2 separate regions of the Homo sapiens genome follow, and region 2 is linked to region 1. Evidence: chromatin contacts called from ENCODE Hi-C data. All regions are on one chromosome and are shown on one strand. The core of a region is the stretch at or near the end of the contact, and the rest is flanking DNA. Distances in the headings are between cores, read along the strand shown. Region 1 overlaps NRF1 (nuclear respiratory factor 1). Region 2 overlaps UBE2H-DT (UBE2H divergent transcript).

Region 1 (5,615 bases), core at 1,659-4,158:
AAAACAATAACCTCAATAAAACAATGAAAAACAAAAGAAAGCTTGTAATCCAGCACTTTGGAAGGACAAGGCAGGAGGACTGCTTGAGGCCAGGAGTTCAAGACTAGCCTGGGCACCATAGCAAGACTCCGTATCTACAAAAAAATTTAAAACCAGGCATGGTGCTGCACACCTGAGGTCCCAGCTACTTGGGAGGCTGAGGCAGGAGGATCACTTGAGACTAAGAGTTTGAGGCTGCAGAGAACTATGATTGCATCACTGCACTCCAGCCTGGGTGACAGAGTAAGATCCTATCTCTAATAAATAAATAAATAAATAAATAAATAAATAAATAAATAAATACCTTTAAAATTGAAAATTAAAAAAATTATAACTTCTACAATAAACTACTATAGAATATTTTATAAAGTCAGAGTTAAGAAGAATTCCTTAAACAAGATCCCGAAAGGATAAACTATAAGGTAAAAGATTAATAAATTTCACAATAATATAAATAAAAACCTTCATGAACAAAAAAATAAATAAATGGGGGTGGGCAACAAACTGGGAGAAAATAATTACAATACATATTATTGGGAAAGGAATACAAAATATAGATCAATAATTTTTATAAATTGACATAAAAAAGACCAAAAAACTGAGTTGGGAAATGGGCAAAGGTATAAACAGGAAATAGGCAAAGAAAGAAAATTGAGACGTCAATAAAGATCCAAAATGGTGCTCTACTTTGTCTTACTGCACTCGCTGGAACCTCTAGCTCAAAAACACAAATTAAACCAACACTGAGATGCCATTTTATACCTACCAGATCTGCAAAAATGAAAAAGACTGGTAACACCGATGGTGAGAATGAGAAGTAACAGGCGCTACAGCATACTGCTTGTGGGGATGTAAATGAACAGGATTTGGAAAGACATTTAGCAATATCTAGTAAAGTTGAAAATGGACATCTTTGGCCCTCCAATTCCCCTCCTGGGTATATCTTCCAGTAGTACTTTTCAAGCTACAGCTAGTATGACCTTTCAGTGACTCATGAGTGTATTTTTTTCTAATAAAATAGAACAGACTAGAACATATCACAGAGTATACAATTTGCAGTAGGGGTTAAGTATTATTTCATTAAAAATTGTAGTTTTGGCTATATGTGTACTCATTTATTCTGGGTCACAATGTAAAATGTATTACTGTGCTACATTGTCAAAACAGAAAAAATTACAAACAACCTGATTATCTACCAATATGTGAAATATTCAGGCTGGATGCGGTGGCTCTCGCCTGTAATCCCAACACTTTGGGAGGCTGGGGTAGGCAGATCACTTGAGGTCAGGAGTTCGAGACCAGCCTGGCCAACATGGTAAACCCCATCTCTACTAAAAATACAAAAATTAGCCAGGTATGGTGGTGTGTGCCTCTAGTCCCAGCTACTCAGGAGGCTGAGGCAGGAGAATTGCTTGAACCCAGGAGGCAGAGGTTGCAGTGAGCAGAGATCGTGCCACTGCACTCCAGCCAGGGCAACAGAGTGAAACTCCATCTCAAAAAACAACAACAGAAAAAGAAATACTCAGATAATGAATGGAATACCATATAACAGTTAAAAACAGCCACATTATCAACATGGGTGAATCTCAGAAAAATGTTGAACGAGATAAACATATTACAGAAACATAGTATCAGAGTGATACCATTAATATAAAATTTAACACATGCAAAACAATGCTAAATATTGTTTAATCATACAGACACATAATAGCAAATATAGACAAATGCAAGAGAATGACAAAGACCAAATCTAGAATACTGGTTACCCCAGTGGAGGGAGGGAGGGAAGGGAGCAGGATTAGAAAGAGTTCCACTGAGAATTTCAACCATATCTGTACTTTTTATTTCTTAAAAAACATTTGATGCAAACATGTGAAAGCAGTAATAACTGACAAAGCTGGGCAGTGGGTGCACATGCATTTGTTATGTCAATCTTGATACTTCTCCATATGATTCAAATATTCAAGTATTTTCTACTTGCTGCACAATTTACCAAAACTATCACTCTCAAGATATTAATTACGTCTATAGACCACGTGAATCTTTCTCCACTTCTTTATTAACCTATCCTTTATCATTTCAAAGAAAATGAAATAATAAATCCAATTTTGTTTAAAAAGAAGTCCTCTAGGGCTAGGCCCAGTGGCTCACGCCTGTAATCCCAACACTCTGGGAGGCCAAGGCAGGAGGATCACTTGAGCCCCGGAGTTCAAGACCAGCCCTGGGCAACATGGCAAAACGGCATGTCTGCAAAAATTTAAAAAATTAGCTGGGCATGGTGGCGTGCACCTGTCCACGAGGATGAGGTGGGAGGATCATCTGAGCCCAAGGAGGTTGAGGCTGCAGTAAGCCATGATTGTACCACTGCACTCCAGTCTGGACAACAGAGTGAAACCCTGTCTCAAAAAAAACCAACAACAACAACAACAACAAACAACATACTGGTGATTGATACTAAAAGAGGTCAACCAACTTGAGATATTGTTTTTATTACTTGAAGATTTCGTTTAGTTGCACTACAAATAAACTTTTTTTTCTTGAAAATCAACAATAATCAGGGGCTGTCTGTGCTGCAGAGAATTAGAAGTGTTTCTGACAGGCAACACAATATAGTGAATGGTCATTTACCTTTTCTGGGTCACCTTTCAGATATGATGAATGCTACAGACCAGCTCCTCAGAAAAATCCCCACGCTGGTTAAGTGGAGTTGGGATTCCAACCCAGGAAGCCTGATTCCAGAGCCTGGGCAGGTAAGCCCTGTGCTCTGCTGCCTCTCGAAATTCCTTACCACACACAGCCCCTAGGCCCTGGGTGGTCTGACTCATGCCTGCCTCACAAGGCTCCAACCACACTGGCCTCCTTCCCATTTCCCATCTGCAAGTCCTTGCTTTCAGTGTTTCTCAGTCTGAAATGCACTTCCCTTTGCTGACACCTAACTGCCTGTCAGTCACAACCTTCCTCCTCAGAGAAGCCTTCCCAGACCACCCAAACTAGCAGCAATCTGCTGTCCTTCTCTCTCCATTACCTTCCCGCATTATTTTATTCAGAGCATCCAATGCTTTCTCAAATTATTTTACTTTATTATTGGTAGCTCTCCCCCACCACTGGATGAAAGCTCCTTCAGAAACAAACTCTTTTCTCCCCCCAATAAGCCTTTCGCACTCCTAAGAAGCAAACTCTTGCCTGCCTTGTGCATAGTATCTACATAGGTTACATATATGTACTATACATTATAATTCCTCAATAATTGAATATTAAATGATCAAATGGAAGTCATTTCTACCAGCTGTGTCTCACTTTCCACATGTGCCACACAAAGGGGTCAAATTAAAGTCTTTGCCTGGTCTTAACACTATCACAAAGCAGTACAGTAATACAGCAAAGCCATGTCTTAAAACCATCTTCCTTCATAGAAAAGCAGTGGACCTGGATTCATTATGTCAAGATGCCCTCTGCTGGGACACATAAGCATTTCACAAAATATATTTTACAAACATTTCAAGTGTTTTGCCCCTAAGACTTATTTTTAAATTCACCACTCCGGAAATACACAGTGGACAGTAACTGACAGTAATAAAGTTGTTGTTCATTGAATCTGTCTTCCTCTTCTTAAATACAGCATATATTCAAAACATGTAGTATTTTGGCCACTCCTCATCATTAATTTCTTGTCTAGCTTTTCTAAATACCTTCTAAGATCAATATCTAATACCATACCCATTCAGGCATGGTTTATATGAAGTCTTTTCACCATGGTGCTAAATGTTCAATGTAAACAGGAAAGTGAAAGATATAAAATGTAGCCCAGCTTTAAGTCATTTAGTAGCCCAGAAAATTTTAAAACCTTAAATTGGATCCCTCTCCCTCTCCCTCTCCCCTACCCTCTCCCTCCCTTTCCCCCTCCCCCTCCCCCTTTCCCGTCTCCACTGTCTCCCTCTCTTGGGGAGCCTGGACTGTACTGCCAAGATCTCCGCTCCCTGCAACCTCCCTGCCCTGGGCTCCGGTGATTCTCCTGCCTCGGCCTGGCGAGTGCCTGGGATTCCAGGCACACGCCGCCACTCCTGACTGGTTTTCGTATTTTTGGTGGAGACGGGGTTTCGCCGTGTTGACCGGACTGGTCTCCAGCTCCTGGCCTCGGGTGATCTGCCCACCTCGGCCTCCCGAGGTGCTGGGATTGCAGACGGAGTCTCGCTCACTCAATGCTCAATGTTGCCCAGGCTGGAGTACAGTGGCGTGATCTTGGCTCGCTACAACCTCCACCTCCCAGCTGCCTGCCTTGGCCTCCCAAAGTGCTAAGATTACAGCCTCTGCCCGCCCGCCACCCCGTCTAGGAAGTGAGCAGCGTCTCTGCCTGGCCGCCCATCGTCTGGGATGTGAGGAGCCCCTCTGCCCGCCCGCCCCGTCTGGGAAGTGAGGAGCGCCTCTGCCCAGCCGCCACCCCGTCTAGGAAGTGAGGAGCGTCTCTGCCTGGCCGCCCATCGTCTGGGATGTGAGCAGCCCTCTGCCCGGCCACCCCGTCTGGGAGGTGGGGAGCGCCTCTGCCCGGCCGCCCCGTCTGGGAGGTGAGGAGCACCTCTGCTCGGCCGCCCATTGTCTGGGATGTGAGGAGCGCCTCTGCCCGGCCGCCACCCCGTCTGGGAGGTGAGGAGCGCCTCTGTCCGGCCACCACCCCGTCTGGGAAGTGAGGTGCGCCTCTGCCCGGCCACCCCGTCTGGGAAGTGGGGAGCGCCTCTGCTCGGCCGCCCCGTCTGGGAAGTGTACCCAACAGCTCCGAAGAGACAGCGACCATCGAGAGCGGGCCATGATGACGATGGCGGTTTTGTCGAAAAGAAAAGGGGGAAATGTGGGGAAAAGGAAGAGAGGTCAGATTTGTACTGTGTCTGTGTAGAAAGAAGTAGACATAGGAGACTCCATTTTGTTCTGTACTAAGAAAAATTCTTCTGCCTTGGGATGCTGTTAATCTTTAACTTACCCCCAACCCCATGCTCTCTGAAACATGTGCTGTGTCCACTCAGGGTTAAATGGATTAAGGGCGGTGCAAGATGTGCTTTGTTAAACAGATGCTTGAAGACAGCATGCTCGTTAAGAGTCATCACCACTCCCTAATCTCAAGTACCCAGGGACACAAACAGGGCCGAAGGCCGCAGGGACCTCTGCCTAGGAAAACCAGAGACCTTTGTTCTCGTGTTTATCTGCTGACCTTCTCTCCACTATTATCCTATGACCCTGCCACATCCCCCTCTCTGAGAAACACCCAAGAATGATCAATAAATACTAAAATAAATAAATAAATAAATAAATAAACCTTAAATTGGATTAAGATGATCCAGGATTGCTAGTGCCCTCGGGCATCTCGCAGAAGCAAACAAAAATCCTCTCTAGAGGAAGATAACATTATACTAGACCCCAAATTATTTCTAGAAATAATTTTCCAAACACAGCATCCAGTATTCATTGAAATATAATAGTACACCAAGAAAAGAGCCAACGTGAACAAGAAATGACATTAACAACATGTAACAGAAACTTGAGAGAGAATTACCAGGTAAATTATAAAATTATTTGTTTAAAAGAAA
Region 2 (5,615 bases), core at 1,327-3,826, 300 kb before region 1:
GAAGGAGTCTCGCTCTGTCATCCAGGCTGGAGTGCAGTGGCGTGATCTCGGCTCACTGCAATCTCCGCCTCCCGGGTTCACGCCATTCTCCTGCCTCAGCCTCCCGAGTAGCTGGGACTACAGGCGCCTGCCACCACGCCTGGATAATTTTTTGTATTTTTAGTAGACGGGGTTTCACCGTGTTAGCCAGGATGGTCTTGATCTCCTGACCTCGTGATCCACCCGCCTCGGCCTCCCAAAGTGCTGGGATTACAGGCATGAGCCACCGCGCCTGGCCTCAAGACCATTATTTTCTTTACATGTTCCAGGTTTTCCCCACTAAGAACATATTCTTTTTTTTTTTTTTTTTTGAGATGGAGTCTTGCTCTGTTGCCTAGGCTGGAGTGCAGTGGCATGATCTTGGGTCACTGCAACCTCCGCCTCCCAGGTTCAAGCAACTCTCCTGCCTCAGCCTCCCAAGTAGCTGGGATTACAGGAGTGTACCACCACGCCCAGCTAATTTTTGTATTTTAGTAGAGACGGGGTTTCACCATGTTGGCCAGGCTGGTCTTGAACTCCTGACCTCAAGTGATCTGCCCACCTTGGCCTCCCAAAGTGCTGGGATTACAGACGTGAGCCACCATGCCCAGCCAGGAACATATTACTTTTCTTTTTTCTTTTTTTTAAGACAGAGTTTCGCTCCTGTTGCCCAGGCTGGAGTGCAATGGCATGATCTCGGCTCACCACAACCTCCACCTCCTGGGTTCAAGTGATTCTCCTGCCTCAGCTTCCCGAGTAGCTGGGATTACAGGCATGCCCCACCATGCCCGGCTAATTTTTTGTATTTTTAGTAGAGATAGGGTTTCTCCATGTTGGTCGGGCTGGTCTCGAACTCCTGACCTCAGGTGATCTGCCTGCCTCGGCCTCCCAAAGTGCTGGGATTACAGGCATGAGCCACCATGCCCGGCTGGAACATATTACTTTTCAAATCAGAAAGGAGGCTGGGCGCGGTGGCTCATGCCTGTAATCCCAGCACTTTGGGCGGATCACCTGAGATCAGCAGTTCAGGACCAGCCTGACCAACATGGTGAAACCCTGTCTCTACCAAAAATACAAAAATTAACTGGGTGTGCTGGCGGGCACCTGTAATCTCAGCTGCTCGGGAGGCTGAGGTAGGAGAATCGCTTGAACTCAGGAGGCGGAGGTTGCAGTGAGCTGAAATAGCGCCACTGCACTCCAGCCTGGGCGACAGAGTGACACTTCGTTTAAAAAAAAATTAAATCAGGAAGGATATTAAAAGTGAAAAATAATTTCAGGTCTACAAGCCACTGTGGTTATTCTATTTGAATTCTAAATGTTCCCTCAGTTTTCCTGCCAATCTTATTCTGTTTCCTTTTGAGGAACTAATAGCTTGTAAGGTAGGGGTGAGCAGTTGGATTTATAAGTGTGGAGAAGCATCCTGGCACCTCTCTGAGAGTTTCCTCCCAAACCAGGCCACCTCCCCAGCCTTGGCTGCCCTCCGAGGGAGTGGCCCACATGCAGGTGAACTTCACACTCCACAGTATCCGGGCAGGAAGCCTTCCATTCCACTGGCCTCTGGAGGAAGCCCGCAGCTCTGAGCCCAGTTGCCAGTGTGGGAGGGAAACTGAGACTGGGAACTCACTGCAGAGCAGACTCCAGGGACTGTCTCACACCTTCCCTACCCTAAAGACAAGCATTTCCAAAAGCTACTGCACCCCTTTTCCTCCCCTTCAGGGTTGGGGAGAGAGATTTGAGAATTGAGGGTAACCCTGGCCGGGCACGGTGGCTCACACCTGTAATCCCAGCACTTTGAGAGGCCGAGGCGGGTAGATCATGAGGTCAGGAGATCAAGACCATCCTGGCTAATACAGTGAAACCCCATCTCTACTAAAAATACAAAAATTAGCTAGGCATGGTGGCAGGTGCCTGTAGTCCCAGCTACTGGGGAGGCTGAGGCAGGAGATTGGTGTGAATCCGGGAGGTGGAGCTTGCAGTGAGCCGAGATCTCGGCACTGCACTCCACTCCAGCCTGGGCAGCAGAGTGAGACTCCGTCTCAAAAAAAAAAAAAAAAAAGGAATTGAGGGTAACCCAGAAGTCAGGAGTTTAACAAGAGAAAATACCAGGCATGACAGACAAGTCCTGGCTAGGTCTTGGCTGGATGGAAGCAGGGAAGCTAACTGGTCATCGCTGGTGGCTGGGACCAGCCTTGTGAGTAACCAAGAGGCCAGGCCAGTGGTTCTGAGACCCTGAGTGTGTTTCAGAAGGTCTCAGATAAAGAATGTGGGAGGTTTACCCCTTCTTTGTGCACTGCTTGAAAATCCCAGGCAAGGAGGTAGCTTAGATAATGTAGCATACACTGAAATTCTTCTGTGCTGAGACACTTATTTCCTGTCTTTATTCAATGCCAGTGAATACCAGAAAGTTTCCTTTTCAGGAGCTTGAAATTCAGGCATCAGGAAGGTGAACAGAGCCGCAAGCAAAGGCACATGGACACGTGTGAATCACACAAGCACTAAAAGCCACCATGGAGTGGAGGAGGGGAAGGTGAGGCCTGGGTGGGGCCTTCTGCAAGAAAACAAGGAATATCTGTTTAGGGATGGGGGTGGGGAGAGAAGGAAAATAGCCTCAGGGGACCAGAAAGTCAAACACTGACTTCAGGAAAGGCAGTGTCTGCACAAACGTTCCTTCTGAGGCAAGAAGATACAGGTAATGGCGGAGCACGGTGGCTCACATCTGTAACCCCAGCACTTTGGGAGGCCAAGGCGGGCAGATCACCTGAGGTCAGGAGTTCAAGACCAGCCTGACCAACATGGAGAAACCCCGTCTCTACTAAAAATACAAAAATTAGCTGGGCGTAGTGGCGCGCCCCTGTAATCCCAACTACTCGAGAGTCTAGGCAGGAGAATGACTTGAACCCGGGAGGCAGAGGTTGCAGTGAGCCGAGATCGCGCCACCGCACTCCAAGAGCAAGACTCCATCTGGAAAAAAAAAAAATTGGTTGGTATCTACATCAAAATGGGCTTTCTATCTTTTCCTCACAGAATTCAACTTACTCTCCCCCGACTCCAGTCTTAGACAACACTACTGGCTACGTGCAGGACAGTCACCCCCTGTTTTCCTGCCAAGGGCTGATGGTCACCCCATGGAGTACTGGAGGTTGGGAGAAGGGTTAGAGTTATCTTTCTAGTACCATTCCCTCCCAGAGAGGAGAGAAGTTTCTACTTAAGAGTGCAAGGTAGAAAAGCAGGAGGGTTTGTAAAGCTCCTACCCTCAAGTAAATGCATAATTTGCCTGTCCTAACGTGGCTTCCTAGAAAACAGAGCTAGAGGCAAAGCCCAAGGGTTAATGTTTCACTGGGGTGGGCTGCAAGCCCAGGGCAGCAAGAGTGAGGAAGAGGGGAAGCTAGGCAGCTGAGGAAGGAACGTGTTCTCATTATGGATGACAGGTCGTTGTGTTTTCATTCATTCGGGGGCCTCCAAGCGTTAGAAGAATCACATGGGGACAAAGCAGCAGCAGAATGAGCCACTGCGGGCTCCTTCCGGCCTCCTCTCTCTTTTCCATAAAAGTCCACCCCACGGTGTTAACTCCCCTTCATGTGCAGGTTGTGTTACTGGGCCCCTCTCAGCAGCTACTGGGGAGCCAGAAGGTCCTGGAGTCCAGTTTGGTGCTGGAGCTGCTGCACCTTGGCCCTCACTCCTAGGGGAGGTTGAGGCAGTGGCTGTGTGAGGAAAGAAGCCATGGCAGTGACAGCTGTGCCTGGAGAGCCACAGAAGGATGCAGCCGGCACTGCCCTCACTACGCGGGAAGCACTGCAAGACTGAGAGACTGAGGCAGGATCAAGGCCTGGGAAGGAGTGGGGCTTAGCAAATCTAAGGAGGTTTATAAACTGGGTCCAGAACATTGACTTAGGGAAAAACTGTTTAGATTCTAAATTTGATGTTCTGAGCAGCCAGATGTATTGTGACTGCAACTTCTGTAAGCACCGGTTTTAAAAAAGCATGTGAATTGAAAGATTTCTTGTGTTCTCTCCTCATGACAAAATGATGCAACTATCTTGGCCGGGTGTGGTGGTTCACACCTGTAATCCCAGCACTTTGGGAGGCCGAGGCAGGTGGATCACTTGAGGTCGGGAGTTTGAGACCAGCCTGGCCAACATGGTAAAACCCCATCTCTACTAACAACACAAAAATTAGCTGGGCATGGTGGCAGACGCCTGTAGTCCCAGCTACTCGGGAGGCTGAGGCAGGAGAATGACTTTGTCTTTAAAAAAAAAAAAAAAAAAAGATAGAAAAAGATGCAACTGTCTGCAAGGCCTAGAGGCCTTCCAAGTTTGCGCTGGGCTTGAAACTATGTAGACGGCCTAGATCACTGGCCCAACCACTGTCCAGGTTTGGAACAGCTTCATTTATTTCTTTATTTTTTTGAGACAGATTTTCACTCTTACTGCCCAGGCTGGAGTGCAATGGTGCAATCTCAGCTCACTGCAACCTCCGCCTCATGGGTTCAAGCGATTCTCCTGCCTTAGCGTCCTGAGTAGTTGAGATTACAGGCATGTACTACCACATCCAGCTAATTGCTAATTTTGTATTTTTAGTAGAGACGGGGTTTTTCCAAGTTGCTCAGGCTGGTCTCAAACTCCTGACGTCAGGTGATCCGTCCGCCTTGGCCTCCCAAAGTGCTGGGATTACAGGTGTGAGCCAACGTGCCCGGCCTGGAACAGCATCATTTTTTTTTTTTTGAGACAGAGTCTCACTCTGTCACCAGGCTGGAGTGCAATAGCGCGATCTTGGCTTGCTGCAACCTCTGCCTCCCGAGTTCAAGTGATTCTCCTGCCTCAGCCTCCCAAGTAGCTGGGACTACAGGCATACGCCACCACGCCCAGTTAATTTTTGTATTTTTAGTAGAGACAGGGTTTCACCATGTTGGCCAGGCTGGTCTCGAACTCCTGACCTCGTGATCCACCTGCCTTGGCCTCACAAAGTGCTGGGATTATAGGCGTGAGCCACCGTGCCTGGCCTAGAACAGCTTCATTTTTAGCCAAACAGAATGTGATAGGAATCAAGCCAATCATCCTACAGTTTGGTAAAATTATCCTTCACCCCTTCCCCTGCTTGACAATACAGAGCTGTCAGCTGAAGGCACGATGGATCCTTTGCTGTGTGACCTCTGGAGGAAGGCCAAAGACATTTACAGGTCAAGCAACCAGAGCACCCTGGAGAAACCAAAAAGGCTTTAGAAACAGCAGGAGAAAGTAAGAAAGAGAGAAACTGAAGGAAGGGAAAGAAATCAGAGTCCTGCTTTCCCACTTTAGCTTTCTTTTCCTTTAGTCAACTAAGCAAATGTATACATCTCACTTTTCCCTAATGCAACCTCATTTCTCCACCAGCAAAATTAGCAGAGGAGTCCTGGCTTGCATTGTCGGGAATAAGAAAACTTTGGAGGGCGGGGTGCGGTGGCTCACTCCTGTAATCCCAGCACTTTGGGATGCCGAGGTGGGCAGATCACCAGAGGCCAGGAGTTCGAGACTAGCCAGGCCAACATGGTGAAACCTCGTCTCTACTAAAAACACAAAAATTAGCCAGGTGTGGTGGCACACGCCTGTAACCCCAGCTAC

Evidence for each region. Hi-C counts contacts between places; a loop is a spot of excess contacts on that map. Pooled maps may share reads with other maps.
Region 2: a pooled map shows a loop between it and region 1 (2.2-fold over the local background). The contact joins two enhancer-like sites. A Hi-C loop is called at or near these places in 1 of 50 pooled maps.

What each region holds. Positions count from the first base shown.
Region 1 is chr7:129,662,469-129,668,083 of GRCh38, reverse strand. The region is part of intron 2 of NRF1 (nuclear respiratory factor 1); the gene reads right to left. Among named protein-coding and RNA genes, the nearest start is that of NRF1, 54 kb to the right of the region's middle. Within about 2 kb of position 2,908, at least 3 of the 41 ENCODE cell types and tissues checked have a DNase peak (open chromatin) inside an H3K27ac peak, as active enhancers do.
Region 2 is chr7:129,966,917-129,972,531 of GRCh38, reverse strand. All of the region lies in intron 1 of UBE2H-DT (UBE2H divergent transcript), which reads right to left. Among named protein-coding and RNA genes, the nearest start is that of UBE2H-DT, 17 kb to the right of the region's middle. RefSeq lists enhancers at 2,878-3,519, 3,520-4,162. Within about 2 kb of position 2,576, at least 12 of the 41 ENCODE cell types and tissues checked have a DNase peak (open chromatin) inside an H3K27ac peak, as active enhancers do.